Linked DNA regions of Homo sapiens: region 2 is linked to region 1. Evidence: chromatin loops called from intact Hi-C (ENCODE). Cell type or tissue: mammary epithelial cell. All regions are shown on one strand. Links, peaks and the distances in the headings refer to the core of each region. The heading gives the core; the rest is flanking DNA.

What was found. Peaks named below come from ENCODE experiments on the same cell type or tissue, not always from the same donor. Only the 100,000 strongest peaks of a DNase experiment are listed, where the experiment ranks them.
Region 2: a loop joins it to region 1, with 3.0 times the contacts of the local background. A loop is called at or near these places in 1 of 110 quality-filtered maps.

What each region holds. Positions count from the first base shown.
Region 1 is chr20:20,545,151-20,555,412 of GRCh38, reverse strand. It overlaps RALGAPA2 (Ral GTPase activating protein catalytic subunit alpha 2), which reads left to right. Exons shown (of 40, transcript NM_020343.4): 24 at 8,581-8,709. Among named protein-coding and RNA genes, the nearest start is that of RALGAPA2, 160 kb to the left of the region's middle. RefSeq lists an enhancer at 7,664-7,793. In mammary epithelial cell, for the core only: no CTCF peak of the experiment used is centred there; DNase peaks (open chromatin) are centred at 5,502, 6,022, 6,562 and 7,692; H3K4me3 peaks cover 246 bases; H3K27ac peaks cover 3,015 bases.
Region 2 is chr20:20,460,116-20,470,377 of GRCh38, reverse strand. All of the region lies in intron 37 of RALGAPA2 (Ral GTPase activating protein catalytic subunit alpha 2), which reads left to right. Among named protein-coding and RNA genes, the nearest start is that of INSM1, 97 kb to the right of the region's middle. RefSeq lists an enhancer at 6,360-6,409. In mammary epithelial cell, for the core only: a CTCF peak has its summit at 4,803; no DNase peak of the experiment used is centred there.

The sequences.
Region 1 (10,262 bases), core at 3,051-8,050:
GGAGGGAATCTTGAATAACCAAAGCCATCTAGAAAAGGAACAAAATTAGAGAATTACTAGTTTCCTATTTCAAAAGTTCCTAAAAAGCTAGAGTAATCCAAACAGTGTGGTCCTGGTGAAAGGTTAAACATATAGATCAATGGAATAGAATTAAGAGTCTAGAAGTAAACTCGTAAGCCCATAGTCAGCTGATGTTTTGACAAGGGTGCAAAGACAATTCAGTCGGAAAAGAATAGTCAATTCAACAGGTGATGCTGGGACAACTGGATACTCTCATGCAAATGGATGAAGTTGGACCCCTACCTCACACCATATACACAAATTAACTCAAAATGGTTCTGTGTCCTAAATATGAGAGCTAAAATGGTAAAACTCTTAGAAAGGAAAGGACTAAGTCTCCATGACCTTGAATTTGCCAATAAACTTTTAGATATGAAACCAAATATGCAAGCAACAGAAGAAAAATGGATAAATTATCATTCATCAAAATTAAAATCTTTTGTGCTTCAAAAGATGCTATCAAGCAAGTGAAAATACAACTCACAAAATATTTGAAATTATATATCTGATTAGGGCCTAGTATCTAGAATATATAAAGAAGTCTTACACAGCCAGGCACGGTGGCTCATGCCTGTTATCCCAACACGTTTGGAGGCTGATACAGGTGGATTGCTTGAGGCCAGGGATTTGAGACCTGCCTGGACAACATGGTGAAACCCCACCTCTACCAAAAATATGAAAATTAGCCAGCCTTATAACCTAGTCTCAAAAATAAACAAAGAAATGAAAATTTAAAAAATTAAAGAAGTCTTATAACTTAGCAACAAAAAGACAGCCCAAATAAAAAATGGGTGAAAGACATAGACTTAAACTTCTCCAGAGAAGATATAAAAATGGCCAAGAAGAACATGAAAAGATACTCAGCATCATTATTCACCAGAGAAATTCATATCAAAACCAGTCACCAAAAGGTAGAAACAGCTTAAATGCCCATCAACTGATGAAAAGACGAACAAAACATCATGTATCAATACAATGGAATATTAATTTGAAGGAATTAAGTATTATTAACTAAGAAGGAATAAAGTATTATGTGCCACAACGTGGATGAACCTTGAAAACATGTTAAGTAAAAGAAACCATACACAAAATGCCATATATATAGTAAGATTCCATATGCTGAAATATCCAGGGTAGGCAGATTCATGGAGACAGAAAGTAGACTAGTAGTTGCCAGTTACTGGGTATATGAGAAATGGGAAATAGTTGCTTCATTTTGGTATAGGCTTCATTTTGAGGTAATGAAAATGCTCCCAAATTAAATAGTGGCTACGGTTGCACAATTCTGTGAATACACTAAAAACTACTGAATTGTACACTTTATAGGGTGAATTTCATTATATATGAATATATATCTTGAAGCTGTTACCAAGAGAAGGAGGCAGTTTAGACAGATTAGTGAGTTATCAACTTCATTATAAAATAAAATTCATGTACATTGTTCCTTAAATAAGTAAATCTATATACCACATTTTCTGAAGCAGAACAGTCCATCTTCATCTGTTTAAAGGCCAGCCAAGTTTTTCTTTGTAGATAAGCAGTTATAAAAAATATTCAAGGTTCTCCTTTTGGGCTTGAGCATCACAGTGCCTTTTTCTGCCATCTGTCCACTTGTTCTGTCACTCCTGAAATCTTGATGCTGTGCAAATGCTCAGAACAGCTCCTGTGGCCTCAGGAGTTTGTTGCATGTTTCCCATTCCCTAAAGCATGCTGCTGTCAAGGACATTCAGTGTCTTCTTCATGGCAGTTCTGCTGGTGAGAAGTTCTAGGTATTGTGTTTTGTTTTGTTTTGTTTTTTTTTAAGATAGATTCGCTCTCTGTTGCCTGGGCTGGAATGCAGTCTTACAATTACAGCTCATTGCAGCCTTGATGTCCCAGGCTCAAGCGATCCTCCCATCTCATCTTCCCAAGTAGCCAGGACCACAGGAGTGTACCACCACACCTGGCTAATTTTTTTATTTTTTGTAGAGGCAGCGTCTTGATATGTCACCCAGGCTGGTTTTGAACTCCTGGGCTCAAGTGATCCTCCCGCCTTGGCTTCCTAAAGTGCTAGAATTATAGGTATGAGCCACCATGCCCTGCCACTAGGCAATTTTGATTCTCCAGGTGCAGAACCCAATTACTCTGTCCTGTAATATTTCTCCTGGCTTTCATAACATAGTTGTACTCTAAGAAGTCACATTGTGTACAACACTTGTTAAAATCTCTGCTTTTTTCCCAGACAGATGTACCAAGTTAACCATTTTAACACATAATGTAAAGCACATACCACATATTTGGCCCCAGTCATGAAAGTAATTTTCAGCTTTGTCCTGCTGTCTTATTCTCAGTGACTTTTCTGGAAATGAAGTATTGGCGCCGTGCTCTGCTGTGTTTTTTGTTTTGTTTTGTTTTGTTTTGTTTTGTTTTTAAAGGGCCGTGTTGATTTGATTTATTTTTTAATCATCAGAAGCCAGGTAGCAGCTTGTAGTATGTAAAGTATGTCCTTGTGCCCTAAGCTGAAGGAGCAGAGACCCACTAGCAGAAATGAGAGAATCAGGCCTTGGAGCTTTGAGGTCTCTTCAAATCTGGTCTTCTGGTAACTAAAAATTTCTCGTCACTCAGCATTTCTGAACTTCAGCAGGTGGGCAATAACTAATACTTAAAAATATGTCCACAAGTACTGCAGGATCGTGGCTGTCTTCTCCATTGTTAAAGTTTAAATTATATTCATATATAGTATGAATGTATTCCTCTGCATTCACATTTTTTATAATTAATTATCCAAGTATAGAATGAATCATATCTTTTTGTTAGCCAGATTACTGGGATAAACAGATCCCAACCTTCCCCTCTTTACCAAATAAAAGAGCTTCCTATAGAATTTCCTAGGTAAAAGACAGGCATCTTCTCTAAAAAACAGTGATGAATTCATCTAACTGTGTAGTGTTTAGTTTTCTTTAAGTAAAAAGTTAAATGAGGAATTGAGTGATTTTTCATATGCAGATTTTATTTCTTGATGATTGTGTCTGGCCTCGTGGAGGGACGGAGTGACTTTAGGTGGAATAACTGGATCTGTTTGCTCTTGAGAAGCAGGCGCAAGTCCACGAAGGAAAGGCAGGGAGACAGATGGCTGGCTATTGTGTTACAACCATCATCTGCTGGGCCCTGAGCAAATATTAAGTGAATAATATATATGTAATTGGTGTGAAAGTACAGTTGCAACATTTCTAATATGGTTTGGAGGATGGCTACTTCTTGAACATTTGTGTTTTATAGAATGCTATGTTGAAATGTTTTTGTTTTTAGGGTTAAACCATTTTAAACTGCTTTAAAGTGAACATTTTCCCCCATTTTGACACCACTGTGCAATATTTTGAATTGAAATGGCCTGTAATCGCCCTTTTTTATTTTCCATAACAACATGAGCACTAAATTATAGCTGTGCAATTATGTAAACAATGGAAATGCTTCCAGAACGAATCCTTCCTTTTAAATTTTCATTTTGTGTAATTGTTGGAAGGTTTGGAGCCATAATAAACAAAATTATTTTACACATTTATCGCTCTAAAGGTCAATTATAAGGGAACGAAAGAAACAACACTATGCAAAATGAATAAACCAATTTCTGTTGCCATCACCATATGTTTTTCTTATCACTTATGGTTTTTCCAGTTACTGTGTACATAGCATTCAATTAAAGCGATTCATTTACCAGGCTGAATATGGTTTGTGTTTATAGAACTGTGCTTTGGAGGAGAGGAAACAACACGCCTCTATTTGAATTACCTGATTTTTTGCAAGATCAGTGATAAGAGACAGATGTTCTCACCAGTTACTTTCTCATAACCAGAATCTTTTGATAAGCTACAGATTCACAATTATCATCTTAGTGATCTTTTCACACTCAGTGTATAGTATTCACTTGGACTTTTAACCAGAGCAAGAGAAAAATACTAGTTTGGTGATCTGTTCACTATATTGCAACATTTTGCAGGATGAATTTTAATTTCTTTGAACAAAAGCTTGTGAAAGATCTTTGTCTACGTGTCATATGTTCAACTCTCAAGAATAAACCTCATTTTATTTTAGATTCCATATATCATTGAGCCTATTGTTTAGTTTGTGGTTTAGTCTATTTAACGTGTGAAAAAGAAACTAATTCTTGCTATAAAACTAACTTGAACTTCTTTGTATTAAGTTCTAGAACTCCTTAGAAAAATGAATCCTAGAAAATCTAAAATGATAATTTTCCTGTTTTTCTTTCAGTATTTGCCTTGTAAAACACTATGGCTAATTGCCGTAAAGCTTTGTTAAGGGTGTTGCTTGAAAGCACTAATTTCTAGAGCTTTTGAATTTCTGGGGTAATGTGCGATCTAAGAGGCTTGTTTGTGTGCCACCTTTGAAATGTCTTAAACTATTCTTTCTGTAGATCAGCAAAATAATAGTTCACTGAATTATACAAACTACACCTATAAAGTAAATTTTACAAAGTAAAACTCTTCAGAGTCCTTCTCTTTTTGAAAAATAATTATTTACTTGCTATTCTACTTACTTCTTTATGGCTCTTTTCATTTTACAAAGGCATATGTTCTTATCTCCTATCCCATTACATACAGCTCCGTAAGGGAGTATCATTTCATTTTACGGAAGAGAAGCATGAAGCTCTGGGTATGACATGATCTGCCCACAGTCACACAAGGCTTTGGACCTAGGCCTCATGGCTCAAGTTCTAGAGTTCTTTTCACCACGTCAGAGTGCAGGGCCGTTTCTCACTAGCCATCTCAGTGGAGGCAGCGCTGAATAGCATTGAATCACACAGTAGAAAGGATGGCCCCTTTCCTCCTCTCTGCAGGTCCTTGTGATACTGTTAGGTAGGCCAGCTGGAGTTGAGAGAAGTTATTCTTTCACACCACCCTGACATTGCATTCTGTGCTTATATTCAACAAGGAGAGCTGCTCTCAGACCCAGAGTCTTCATCAGAGGATGGTATTTTTAGCAAAAATTTAGCAGCATTGATTACTGTCATTGTATTACTTGAGTTACTTTTTACTTATGAGAAAGGATACACATAAATTTTTCAGAATAATTGGGCCATTATTCTAAGCGAAGTAACTCGGGAATGGAAAACCAAACATTGTATGTTCTCACTCATAAGTGGGAGCTAAGTTCTGAGTACGCAGAGGCATAAGAATAATACAGTGGACTTTGGGGACTTGGGGGAAAGGGTGGAAGGGGATGAGGGATAAAAGACTACAAATTGGGTATAGTGCTTACTGCTTGGGTGATGGGTGCATCAAAATCTCACAAATCACCACTAAAGAACTTACTCATCTGACCAAATAGCGCCTGTTCCCCAAAAACCTATGGAAATAAAAAAATTAAAACATGAGTCACTTTGAAAAACCTGTTAGGCAAGTAATGTTCACTTTGGACAGGGAGATGGCAAAAGGCATGAGGATTGCACATGAATGACTCATGTCTGAGAGCATCATTCTTTCCCATGTATATATAAAGCCCTGGAGGCTGTGAGGAAGGTTTCAGATTTTTATTATATTTTTCAAAGACTTCTGTTATAGCTGTGTCTTAATGTATGGTGGGGATGGTGAAAGAAGGATTCTACTGAGTTAGAAATGAGTGGGGCATTTTGTGGATGTCCCACTATTGAGAATATGCAGCGGCTCTTCTTTGAGTACCACGTGGTTATTCCTAATTTTAAAATGTTATCACAAAGATACAGTCTTCGAGTTGTTCCACTTCAGTGTGGAGAAGCAACGGAAGCAGGCATATGGCCATAATTTGGCTGACTGGTCATATAGTTCCCTCTTTAACCCCCCCATTTACCCTCCCCCAGTGCTGTCTTTGGCGACTTCACACAGGCGCTGTGTCTCCTCAGGGCGCTGTCTTACGTGGGTGGCAGGGTAGGGTAGGCTAGCCATCTGTTATTTTGCCCTCTCTTTCCAACCTTCTTGCTCATAGTAGCAGGTTCCGTTGAAGTGATTGGCTGAGGTCCAGGGGGTGAGGGAGCCATGTGACTTTATCTCAGCTACATGCCTATCTGCTGTCTTTAGCATCAGTATAGCAACTTAGTCATATTTTTTGAATGCCCCATTTTACAGATTGTTGCCTTTACACATACAAATCTTACAATGCAAAATGGATTCATTTACAAATTGTGGTATTAGCTTGTTAAAGGATTTAGTTCATAATTCCCATAAATTTAGCCTAGAAAAGCATTTTTTAATTAAAACTCTAAATTCCAGTGGTGAAAAGGGGCTTATTTGATTCAAGTATGTGCTAAAGATTTTTAAAGCCCACAAGCTTCAAGGTTTAGTTCCACATCTCAACAGATGGAATTAACACAAGCATAACAAAGTTAACATCATGGTTGTTTGCATTATTAATCTTCAAATGCATGGCATTCTGCTACCTTGCTAGCCAGGTTTGCACGAATCCTTTCATTGCAACATATGTCAACAGAAATGTGCTTCCATCTGCTGCCGGATAGCTTGATGCCTGATATTCCGAGACAAGTCCCAGCACAATGAGTACCTCTGTGAGTAATTACAGGTGTGTGCTGAGGAGCCTAGGGCATTAATCAGAGGCTTAATTATGAAAAAGGTGGATCTTTTGTTCCACTCTTGGATCCTGAGTTTACCACACACTTTCTAAACTGCAGCATCCATCTGCTCGGTCCCTTAGAATGTTTGCCTTGACTGATATGGACCTTAAAGTGTATCAAAGGACGTGATTAAAGCAGGCTTAAACATTAACCTGGAAGAAGCATGGTTCATGTTTTTTTTTCTTCCTTCCTTCCTTTTTCACTTATCTATTTATCTGTTTATTTCTGATGTAGGAAAAAAGTCTGCTGAAATGCTAAAACTTTAAATTAGTACTTGCTAAACTATTTACCATATGTGAACTCTACTGAATTAAGCATTATACAGTAATTTTAAGAATGTAAATATCAAGATTTGTAGAAACTAAGACCCATGTAAAGAAAAAAAAGTCTTAGGAAAAATGGTTTGTGAACACATACAAAGTTTTTTAGGAAGATAAGTTGTTAAATGAGGTAATTTTTATTATGACAGACTGAACATGTTAGAATTTAGCATGTTACTACTGCTTTGCTCTAATGTGATACTGATAGAATTAAATCAGGATTATTTTTAAGGATTTTTTAGATAACCATACTGAAATCTAAGAAAAGAAACTAGGATTTTGTGTGTGTGTGTGTGTGTGTGTGTGGAGATTTTGCTTCTTACTCTTATATTGAGACTATAATAGGTTGTATAACTATAAGTCACGTTACTATAGTATAGTCATGTAACATTTCAGTCAGTGGCAGACCACATATATGATGGTGGTCCTATAAGATTATAGTGCTGTGTTTTTACTGAACCTTTTCTGTGCTAGATGTGGTTTGATATGCAGACAATTTCCATTGTGTTACAATTGCCTACACTATTCGGTATAGTAACATGTTGTGCACATTTGTATCCTGGATGTGTAGTAGGCATCTACCATCTAGGTTTGTGTAAGTCACTCTATGATGTTCACAAGATGATCATAGATTGCCTAACAGCACATTTCTTAGAATGTATCCTCATCATAAAGCGACACGACTGTACTTCAGTGTGTGTTTTGATTAATGTACATGGCCAACAGCTGCATAAGTTTGTGGTTTGTGGTTTTCTTACTAATTCCTGTTACACACACACACACACAAACACGCTTGCACAGATGGCTTCAGAGATGTGGCCTGGCCATGGATGGCATGAATGCTGTCCAGTGGTGGACCCCTGATCTGCCACAGGCAAGAATTAGATATCTGCTTCAGACCAGAGCTGGGGGGTGAGGGGCCATCCAGCCATCAATGAGAGGCCATTACACACACAGGAACACAAGATGTCTGGGGCAGATGATGCTCTTCACACTGCACTCTGTGCAAAAGGCTACTGTTGCACTTTGTACTTGCACTGAGATCACACATATACTCAGAGCCATGCTGTTTCCCTGACCTTAGCATTTCACTGATTACAACGTCACCTTAGCACTCTGCATATTCCCATTTCTGAACACGTAAAACTATCTGAAGAGTGAAATTTTCCATGTCTTTGCCTACTTTAAGATATTTTAATGTAACTGTGCTTTAACTGTGGCCAATTGAAAGCTAAAGACAGGACATTTGTTTTAGTGATAGATATTTGAAGGTTTTAATTACATATTTACCTCATTACTCCTGTAGCTTGTCCAAGGAGCCTACCTTTACACGGAAGACAGATGAAATGTCTAGTCTCAGAGCCATGATTTAGATTTTGGATAATTCATCTTACAGCTTGGGGTCTCCAATCTTACCTTTAAAATGGGTACAGTAATCCTTGGAGTAACTCTGTTTCCAATATCCCTTTCACTGAAAATTTTCTGTAATCTGTGCTCTCTTGGATTATTATACAGTGGTCATATGTACCACTACAAACACTACTTTGGAATTTTGTGTTTGAACATTACGATTGTGTTTTTTCTTATCTTCCCTTTTAGGATATCTTAAATACGATCATAAGGCACTGTCCACCCCGCTTTTTCTCCCTGGGTTTTCCTGGCTTCTCAATGCTGGTGGGGGACTTCATCACGGCCGCTGCCAGGGTCCTTAGCACAGACATTTTGACGGTGAGTATGACAATGCTCAGCATCCCAGCTCCCAAGAGGCTTCACAATCGCTAACAAGGTTCAGATTTCTCCACTCTTAACAGGTGTTGACTCATTAGTGCAATGTGAAACTGGGCTCTCAGGGTAGATACCCTGGCAGCTGATGTGTGAAATTGTAGGATAAGATGACACACTGGTTTTGGAAAGGCGTTTCATCAAAAGGCCAAAGTGTGAGAAATCATATCCTCACTAATATTTCAGCACATTTACACAGTCAGAAGCAGGACTTGTCTCTTAGAATATTATTAGCATTTTCCAGTAAATGGTGACACAGACATAAATGTCTAAAATAGAGAGTTTTAAAATGTACATTAGCAGTAAGTTTTTTTTTGTTTTTAAATTAAGTCTTGGTTATTATAAGTCTCATAGAAAATATTTTCTTAAAATGTTAGAACAGTAAAGTCTTAACTAGAAGTAAATATGTATTCTCTTAATAACATGCCAGAATACTTTGGCAGAATTTTTGTAATAAAAAATTAGAAGTGGACTAAATGATCAGTAAGGGCTACAAAAAAATTATTTTTACTCTCTACATTTACCTCTACTACTAAGGCAGTATCTTTTCTTTTCTTTTTTTGTTGTTGTTTTTCAAGAGATAGGGTCCCATTCATTCTCTGCCCAGGCTGAAGCGCACTGGTGCTGTCATGCCTAGCTCACTGTAACCTCAAACTCCTGAGCTCAAGTGATCCTCCCACCTCAGCCTCCTGAGTAGTTAGGACTGCAGGTACACGCCATTATGCCTGGCTGATTTTTAAATTTTTTGTAGAGATTGGAGTCCCTCCATGTTGCCCAGATTGGTCTCAAACTCCTAGCCTTAAATGATCCTCCTGCCTCAGCCTCCAAAATGTTAGGATTACAGGTGTGAGCCACTGCACATGGCCAAAGCAATATCTTAATGCCTTTTTGAGAGAATACTGTTATACATTTAAAGTTAAAGGGCCTTTTCCATTTGTGCTCTATAAGCTGTTATATATTCAGAGTTATCTTTGCCCCTTCAAATGGTATAAATAAAATTAGCTTTACTATTTGCTAAGCATTGGTGTCGAAATCAGTGTTGCCATCCAACAACCTAAATCTTGTTTGATATGAGATTACTTTTTCACTTATTTCTTCTTTGCAGGGTAAATTCAAACTTCAAGCCCTTGGTTTTAAATTAAATTGTTTAAAATACTTCCTGTAGCTGGTATTTCATGTTGGCGCTTTCACACACTAACTTTTTCTTATAAAGATAAATTAGAAAACAAAGAGAAGTGAAAAGAGACAGGAGCAAAAGAGAAGAAAGGTAAAAGAGAAGAAGAGGCCAGGCATGGTGGCGTATGTATAGTCACAGCTATAGGAGACTCAGGAAGCCAAGGTGGGAGAATCACTTGAGATCAGGAGTTTGAGTTCAGCCTGGGCAGCATAACAAGACCCCATCTCTTAAAAAGAAAAAAAAAAGTAGAAGAAGAAAAATGTTGAATTTGTTCAACTGTGGCTTTATCGTAAATAATTATGACAACTTTTCATACTTCATT
Region 2 (10,262 bases), core at 2,621-7,620, 85 kb after region 1:
GCTAATGACTGATACTTACTGCCTTAAAATCGTGTCAGTTGGGCTTTAGTTTTTATAATATTTAACTAGAAGTGGAAATGTGGGCAGTTACATATTAATTTTGTTCGCTATGTTTAAGAAAATGAAACATTTCTAATTAAGCTAAGGATGGGGGCATTGCTGGAGCAAATTTTCCCTTTGGGGGTCTTTTTGAGAAGTAAATGCAGTTAGAATCAATATCAAAGCAGTTCTTATTTGGGAGCCCTTGGCTGAGTTAACAGTTGGAACTCTGCAGCAAAGGCACATAGAAGACTGAAAAATACCATTGTCTTATATGATTAAAAAAAAATGTAAGCACAGTAGGGGTATCTTTGGAAAGCACCCTCAGGAACGGTTCATCGCAGCCCCTTTGTCCCTCCTGGGTTCTCCTGTGATGTCCTCTGCAGGCTAAATCAAATTTGTCAAGTGGAGCCTTCATCTTGTGGCCACTGCTTTTCTGAGTGATGAGGGCCAACTCACCTGCCATCTGCTTTTTCTATCCCTCATGGGCAATCAAAGAGCCTATTCCTGTGCCTAGAGGGTTGTAAATGGGAAGCTTGCCACATGTTATGTTTACCATTCCCAAGCCGACTAAAGATTCCAAAATCAAACCGTGGTCAACTGATAGACGTTTCCACAACCATTTGAGCCAAGGTTTTCATTCTTCTCATCAAATAACTTGTTTCAGGGAAAAGGTTGCCACACAATATGCAGTGTGCCCGTTAGGAGGAGTTCACCCTGAATCAAACAGATGGTGGCTTTTTAAAATAAACGTCCACTTCAATAGAACAATAGTCTCAATGGCATTCACCATCTCTACTCGCTGTAACTATCAGCATTTGATGGAGAGAACTGGGCTGCCTAAGAAAAAATAATTTTGTATCTCATTCTTTCACAAGTGAAATGTACTTTCATTTTCAGTTAACATATGTGTTTGATAGTACCAGAGTGTCCCCTCTTAGACCCATGACTTTGGAATCTCATTGCTAAATTCTGCTACGAATTTTCACATCTTCAAAAATGACTCCTCTCCCTAAAGCTATAACAACCTTGTTTCTTTCTTGTTCAGTGGGATCTTTGGTTCTTTTTCCTGGACAGATCTTTATTTTTTCCATTCATCTCCATACATTTCAGAAAATAAGTCAAATGGTACCATGTGTTCTATTTTGCCGGGCAGCACCAGTTAGCATTCGTCAACATTTACAGTGCCCCTGCCATGTGCCAGGCACAGTCGTTGCCGCTAGGAATAGAAATGTGAAGATACTCCAAATGAGGGGCCAATGTTTGTTCATGGACCAGGCTTTGAAAGAGCACATCATATTATCACATTTGAGAATGACAGATGCTTCCATATGGCAGAGTATAGAATACACACACACACACACACACACACACAAACACACACACACACACACACAGGATGGAGGTGATGGAAACATTTAAGGGGCCATGGACGGGGTTCTGAGAGAGAGCAGGGGTCTCGTCGAAGGCAGTGGCAGGGATGATGGATTGGATATCTAGGTAAAGGAGGTGGACTAAGTCAGTGTGGGACCTGCTAGATTTGTGGGGGTGTGGAGAGAATGAGAAGAATAGAACGGTGGTCTCTTGGTGGTATGAGAACAGAATCGCAGACAGAACTCTCTGGGCCATTTGAAGAAATGGCTTGAAAGGAGGGGGCAGAGATAAAGAAAGACGGGAATAGGAGAGAATGGTTTCACAGAAAAGCAGGAAAGAGAGAAATGAAGGGTTAGTTTCAGCAGACTGGCCAAGAAAGAGACATCCTACTGGGTGGTTTTATTCATGACTGGTTCTAGCAGACTCAAGTCTTCACCTGGAGGATTGGGTATAAGAGGACCTAGAACTGAATTACTGCAAGGTAAGATGTTAAAACATATCAGATAGTAGCAGCACCACAAAGAAACACTCCTGAGTGAGGTCAACACGTGCCTGTGAATGAAAAATGCATGGGGAGAGGGGCTGCATTGAAGAGCGGCAGCCAGAATGGAGTTATACCCCCAGATGGGAGGGATGGCCATGCTTTTCTAATCCAAATTTCTAAACAGGCCCAAAGCAAAATATAGCTGTAGTGGGGATTTCTACTACTTGATATCAGCTCTGACATACATTCAACCAAAGGTGACATGTGTTTGATAAATTCCTGGCTGGCAGACAATCTCATCTCTCTTCTGAGAGATGCAAACAAGAGGCACTACTATTTTTGTTTTGGATCCATTTCTTAGTAATTTGAAGGAATGGATTTTTGACGTTGGACGTTGCAAAAAGTAATGAGCTTTCAGTAGAGTTTGTATAAGAATGGGAGGGAAAAAAGAAGAAGAAGAATGGGAAAAAAATGTTGGTAGACCTGTACCCTAGACACTTGGGAAGCACCTTACAAAAAGAAGAGTTCAGAGGAAGAAATAGCATATTCCCCTGGGTGGGCTGAGACTGTAAAAGGGAATGAGGAATTAGAGATTTTTAATAAGGGGATTTTTATTAAAAACTTAAAATTATTCCTCTGAGAAAGAAAAAGGGGAGGCCTGGAGGAGCAACCAATATAGCTGCACAAGGTTGCGTTCTCTGATGCGTTCATAGTTAAAATACTCACATCAAGATTCAAAGAGGAGCTCTTGACTCTGTAAATTAGCAGGTGGGCACTGTTAGCCAGTATCTGAATGACTTCCGTCTTCTCTATCACATCTCCTTCAAATGGGAAGGGACAGAGAAGTGCCTAAGTGGATAAATTAAAACTCAAGTCGCTAAGAATACAATCAATCAATCAATCAATCAATCAATCAATGGCTCTTGCACCTAAGCTCCAGACTGCAGGGCCACGTGTATCTGGCTGTAGAACAAATAATCTCAGAACCACAAGAAATATTTTTTTAGAAATCATGTAGAATAAAGGATGTACCCAAAATTGGAAACAGGAAAATATTTTGTTTTCAAAAAGGATTAAAGGATGAATTTTGGAATGTTGCATGGATCCTTTGTAAAATTATTAGACTAGGTTACTAAATAGCCTGTGAGCCTTCAGAAATGAATATGTTGACAAAGTATCCGGAACACACTTACTGTGTGTTTTATAAGATTACTATTTTCGGAGATTAGAGGAAGCATATACATCTTGATTTTGGTAAAATATAAAATAAAATACTATCATCTGGCAGGTATAAGAGAGAAATATGGGCCCCTGAGAGTTGGGTGATTTCACTGTGACCAAATCTAAAATACATTAATTCATGGGCACCAGTCAGCAAGAAGCTTTGTGTGTCTTGTATGGTTTCGATGCCACAGCTTTGCTGTTAACCCGTCTTCCAGTCAGCAGTTTTTTCAGTAACTTTCATAAAGGTCTAAAACATGTTTATCAAGCCACCATTTGTCAGAAAGCTGAGAGGGTTAACTAATTTGACACGATGCAAAGTCACACATTAGGATTATCTCAACAGATGAGAGACTTCCAGGCCCAAGCCAGCAAGATGAGGTTTAAGAGGGCAAAATGTAACGTTATGTACTGGGCTTTGGATAATCAGCTGCCTGAGTACAGGGTGAGAGTGATGTGGTTTCATAGCAGTCATTGTGAACAATGTCTGAGGATTTCGGTTGGCCACAGATTGGAGATGAGAGATGAGAGTGATGCAACAGCCAGCCACACCAGCATTCTCTTGAGACCTCTGCATAGGAAACATGAGGTCCAGTCACAGGAACTACGGCCTGTGCTCCTGCAGCCTCAGGGAGCATCCAAAGGTGGTGTGCAGCCCTGGGGCCACATTTTAAAAGGGACCTCGACCAACCCAGAGCCAATCCAGAGAAATTGTAACCAAATGGAGAGCCATTAAAACCAAGAAGTAATTGTTTCAGGAGTCTGAGAGGTATTAAAAGAGGATGGCAGTCTGCAGAACTGTGACCAGTGAATAGAAGCAACCAGGAAGCAGCTTTATCTCAGTGTCAAGTCAAACATTCAAAAACCAGAGTGGGCAGACCAGCTGCCAGCACACCAAATCCAGCCCACAGATGGGCTTTGTTTTAACTGCAGTTGTCCTCCTCACATTACCAAAAAACTAAACTAAAAATTGAGTTTGTCAGCCATGCTGAAAAATTGGGAGAGTTTGCATTTTTAAAAAATCTAGACTTTTGACTTCTCCTGAAGAATCAGAATATCTGACCCTATGGGGCCTTCCTTCTACTGACAGCAGTCTCTCCACAGAATATGTGCTGTCACGGTCACCACAGTCCCTCCTGGTGTCTCCCCAGTGCTGAGGCCTGGTGCCAGGCACCACCACCATGGCACCCACCATTTGGTCTCTCTGAGTTGGTGAGAGGGCTAATGGGCCAAGCAGGTAAAACAGTGCCTGTTCCTTGGTGAAAGCCCAGCAAACGTTACCTGCAATTGTTGTATATTATCAGCCTGGCCCTTGCAGATACTGGAGTTTCAAACCTCTGTTGTAAAAATGGAACCACCTAACTGTGGAGTTAGGCCTCAGGAAATATTTACTTTTTTACCATTGTGGGTATTAAAATAAAGGCTGGTAGAATGCTGTTCATTCAGTGCCTTGCAGAAGGTCCTCTTCTGTGTGAAAGGCTGGTTCCCTGGGGTAGGAGCTGCCCTCCACTCTTGGTGCATGGAAATGAGGCCCGTGAGAAGTGCGAAGGTGCAGGAGAAATCTCGAGAGAAGGTGGTACACTCTGCTATTTTTGCTATAGAGTGACATCTCACTGTTAGAAAAAAGACCATCCCTTCAGAAGTTATTCTCAACCTCACAGCCTGTGGAGAAACCAGGCTGATGCTCCCCCTAGGGGAATATCAGGAACAGCCTCATTCTTCCTTCTTTCTCTCTTTCCCCCCTCTCTCAGCTCCATCCCCAGTGGGTCACTGCATCTCACTACCAACCATCATAGGGAGCGTGCTGCTTCCCACTGGGATGACCCCTAACCTGGGAGTCTCCTCTCAGCCACTCTGCTATACCCCACCCTTCACACTGCCCTTGAGGCCCTCCTGTGCCAAGGACCCCTCACCCTCCCATAGTCGTCTCTGCTCTGACTCACTCCTTGCCAGCCTGAACCTCCTCTATCCTCTGTCTCAGATGTGGCACTCTTGCCACAGTGCTGGCTTTCCCAGTGGGGGCCTTGTGTCCATTCTGCTGCTGTCCCCTAGTATGAGAGAGTGTGTGTGTGTGTGTGTGTGTGTGTGTGTGTGTGTGTGTGTGTGTGTGAAGGCCTGCGGGGGGAGGGAAGAAGCTGGAGAGTAATTTGGTAAGAAACATTTTGGAAAACAGAAGCCAAAAGTAAATCATATTTTATAAAATGATACTTTTTCAAAATTGAAGGCCTTAATTGCCTAAGGTGAAATATAGCCTTAGGAATAGAATATGTATGCATATGTATGTATATAAATATACATTAACTCTCTCTTTTCCATTTTTGAATGTTTAGTTTACAGCTGGATCCTGAACACTTAAAATAGCACCTGACACATAGTAGGAACTCAAAAATAGATAGGATTCAAGAGGAAGCAAATAATTTTTACCGAAAAATTGGTTTTTGTGTTTTTTTCTTCTTACTGGGTGTTTTGTGCATATTTTTATTGTGCTCTAAATAATCATTCTAACATTATCACCCCTAAGTTGTTGAAGCACATTTATATGGAAATCTTGGCAATTAGAATGGTAACTTCATATTTGATTTTAAATTAACAGAATCTTATTGAGATCACTATAAAGGAAGTGATCCCATTTTCTTAGAGCCATTAGTTTATTTAGTTGGTTTTTGAAAGAGAGATTGAATTCAAACATTGTTAAAGTCAGAAACCTTGCAGACAAGAAGGAAGTGGGAGGGAAATGTACCATCAAAGCCTTGGCCTCCTGAGAAAGGAGTGACTCTCTAGACCTGGGTCAGAAAGAAGTGTCTGAAAAGGCCTAATTTCATTGTCAGAGTCCATTTATAAATCCTAGGGACCTAGTTGTGGTTTTTTGTTTTTAACTCTTAATTGTATGTAAATTGTATACACATAAATAAAACAGGCTTGTAATGCCTAAAGGAAGCTCTCCATGGCTCTGAGACTGGGAGCGGGCGGGCCTTGGCTGAGCATGCAAATACTGACAGCTGAAGTCACTTGTTGGAAAGTCCGCAAACTCTGGTTACAGCTGCATTTGTCAGTAGCTTTAAGGGAAGTGTAATCAGCCAGAGAGATTAATTTGCATCTCAATTAGAAAAGAGTCTGGAGGAAGCACTAGGGTCTGTTGCGGGAAGGTTGTGGAAGAAATCTCACCAAGCACAAAAGCCTCCTGGCGCTTCGTCCTCCAGCTGAGTGGAGGACAATATCTGAGGTTTCGTTTCCATAGGGACCAGAAGCCTGCTGGGCCCCAGAAGAATCTCGGGTTTGCACCGTAATCATTTGGTCATGATGACACAAATTCCACTGTTGTTCCCAAATACATTTTTGCTATTAGAAAGCTGTTAGAAAAGTGGAAATGGTCATCATATCAAAAGCATGCAAGAGGGTATTTGCTGACCCAACTTACCTTTTTCATAGTGCTGCTAGGATTGCTAAGCATTTAACATTTATTAATGTCTGAGTATTCAAAGAGCAAAAGGTCATTCCATAAATGACAATATTTCTTTAGCATTCAGATGGTTACTTTGGGAATGACAGAGCTTCAAAGGGAGCCATTATTCCTGATTCTTCCACACTTTTCAGCAGTAGGCAAACAAGATTATAAATTTTAAAACACAGGCAAGGAAGAGACATGGAATCTTCTGGCCATGAAGCATAGAAAAAAGTCTGGCCATTACAAGACTTTTTATAATCCTAATGAATCCTAATAAAAATCATAATTTAAAAAAGCACAAAGTAGTCTAAATTTATTAATTTTCCCTTTAAATATTATCTAGTCATTTTCATAGGCTTTGATACTTATATCACACGGCTCCTTTGTTTTCAGAGGAGTTCTTAATATTATCAAAAGCGGGTACAAAGCCTGGTGAGATCTAAAGCTGTCTGAACCGTTTATCCATGCCAAATCACTTACTCAACCAGGAAGGCCCACCCTTGGCATTTTTGGAAGAAGACTTTTATTTCAGGTTTATTTTGTTCTCTCTTAAATAGTTAATTCATTGGCCCCAGCTTCAAAGTGAGAAAACAAACAAAAAACAGTGAGACAGAAAAAAAAAAAACTGAATCCTACATTATAAACTGTTGACTACAAACTGAATTCTTTAACAAAAAAAAAAAAAGTCAGGGTTTTAAGCCCATCCTCCTATTCTGGAAAGGGAAGGGAACAAGTTTCCTAAAGACAATCTCTTCTGGTGCCCACAGACTGAAATAACACATTGCAGTGAGACATCAGAACCTCTTAATCCAACATTAATCAAATTTCAGTTTACTAATTATCAGTCCCATGTTGAAAGGAACAGAATGCCATAAACAGCATCCACAGAACGTTTAGTGGACTCTGGGATTATAAGCAATATTTTGAAAGTGAGACTTTCTGTTATTCAAATCTCTAAAAAGGATAATACATACCTTATTAGAATAAGAGACGCTGCAAAGCCAAAGAAGGACAAAGCAGGCAAGTCCAAATGGTGGTCCCTTCTGTGCAGAGTCTGCCCTGGCGTATACAGTGAGCTCCCAGCAGGTTTCCGTGCTGGAGTAATTTGCAACACACTCAAGTAAATTTTTTAATGAAAGCAGAATACTTTTTTGGTAATCTAGGGGTGAGTACGACCCAAATGCCATCATGTTAGCCTTGAAAGGGTGTCCTTTCTGTTTTACTACTGAGGAATTTTACCACACTCTAAAAGGGGTACTTTGAATTTTGTGCTTCAGATACATTTCTGAGGCCCTGTGCTTTGAAAGCCTTAGATAGAGACCATTGGGGCCAGGGTGGAGGAAGGAAGGATACTGCAGGGTTCTGTGCTGGTGCCCACTCCCTTTTCTCCTCCGTGATGATCAGGTGTCCCGTGTGCCAGCCCTAGGGAGTCCAGATGCACTTTAATGTTTACATTGTGTTTTGCACATGGCTTTAACACATTCAACTTGAGAAGTGCACAGCTGCTTTCGTTTCTAGTAGGATAGCATGTCCCCAAAATGCCACAATATTTTAAATAGCCAACTCTTGGGTGATTTCTCATTATTCCTTAGAAAACCTACACCTGATATTCTGTATGTTCAGATGGTCTTTTTGTAACTCTTTTCATCAGAATCACAAAAATGAAATGCTACAATGTTTAGTGGCTTATGATTTTTATCTTTCCTTAGCTTATTTTTTCTAATGCTTTATTTCGGTCTTCAATCTTCCTCTTTGGTCCTAGGATATAAAAGAGCACAGAATATGTTGTCCCTCTGCCTTGTCCACTTGTTTAAACTCTCCAGCACAAAGCTTTGGTCCTTAATCCAACACCAATGAAGGGGCTGCCTCCTGAAACCTCAGGGTCTGCTTGTCATGGAACAAGCCAGCCCTTAAGATGCCAAGTCCCTTTGGTTCTCCCTTCATTTGCCTATGAAGTGGGATGTGAGTATATCAGTGCATCCCGGCTTTGAGGCAGATGTATGCCTGGAAGTGCAAAGTCTCATACCTCCACAAAGGGTAGGGCAGGCTTGCTGGCTGATGGGATTCTGAATTTATAAGCAGAGTTCCAGAATTCCCCCAGGGCCTACTTTTCAAAGGCAAATTAGTATGTTTGCAACTTGATCCCTGGGCAACTTTTGACAGTTGTTCTAAGAATAATAAAACAGATGGACAGAATAGATTTTGGGGTCTCCATCCAAACTGCCATCCTCAGTGGAATTTAAAGAAGGCGTAGAGCTGATGGAGAGAGCTGCTGCTGCTTACTATCATGCTCTGCCTTTAACATCCAAGAGCCATAGCTTTCTCCCAGAAGATGGCAACTGTCATCACATTACATTTGCCTGCTGAGAGTTCGGCTTAGCTGTGATGTGTGTTTTCTTCCCACTTTTGAAATTAAAAAAATTGAACTCAGTTAAATTGAATTTATACTCCAAAGAAACCAATTTTAATAAGAATATCAGTAAAAATGTAAGTTAGTTTTAAATTTAAGGAGTATTTTCATATAATTTTTAACCCCTATAAAAAGAAGAGCCTCTTTAGAATGTCTCAGAAATACCGTTTACTCATTGATTTAGAAAAATAGAATGTATGCCTCTTTAACAGGATAAACATTCTTTGCTTATAATGACATATGCACATCAGAAGACTACATCAGAAAACAACATCTAAATTATTTGAATAAAAAGAAACAGATTGGTTTTGTACTTATGCTCTATAATTTTGTCAAATGCATATAATTTTTGCAGAAAATTTGACTAAGGAAAGCACTTCACATAAACCACCCCATTTTTTGTAGAATTTTAGCCTAAGTGTGGGTTTCAGCTCAGATTGGGATGAGATGCGCTTTCCTTTTAACTTATATTGGCTTTCTCTGACATAAATTTCCAGACTCTGATTCCACACTCCTTCTCTCTGGATTAATTTGCCCAGTGATCACTTTTTTAGGTCATCAAGATTCAATAAGGTAGCAGGTCAGTCATGCTTTGGAGTTCCAGAGCTGCTGTGTGCTGTCAGAGCTGGTATGCCCATATGTGTGCACGAGCTGAACCGCCAGTTTCCTCAGTGGGTTTGTTATGTAGACCAATTGTTTAACTAAAATGCCCCTGACAATAACTCAGTAGGATAGTAAACATGTTTTGTTTGTTTTTTAATTTAGGGGAAACATAAAGCAATGTAAAACCTTTTTCTACGTCTCATGTTGGGCCGTGTAACTGACACCATAACACTGGACCCTTATGGTCAAGTCTTGGTTCTCAGTGAGAAGAGTTCTTGCACAGAAGAGTTTGGGGATATTCTCTTTCCTTCATGGCAGCAATTTTACTACAAGTGCCAGATAAATTTTAAAGTGTATCTTGTTTATTGTCATGCCCAGCTTAGCAGGTAACATGTCATAGCTGACCTCAGACCTTGGGTTTTGATGTTAGTTTAAATTAAATAATAACTTAGTTTTTGGCTTTGAATACTTTACCTCTGTCAGTTTCCTTACTCTAAAATGAGGAAAATAATCCCTCCAAGACAGATTATTGTAAGGATGTATGGAATGAAGTATATATAAATATGAGACTGAAGAATGAATGAACGGTTGAGCTGATGGATGCAGCAGTGTAGAGGAGGGCCTGGCCCCTCGCTCGTTCTCCCAGCCCCAACTAGAAGAACATCTCAGGGCCCAGACCCTGCCAC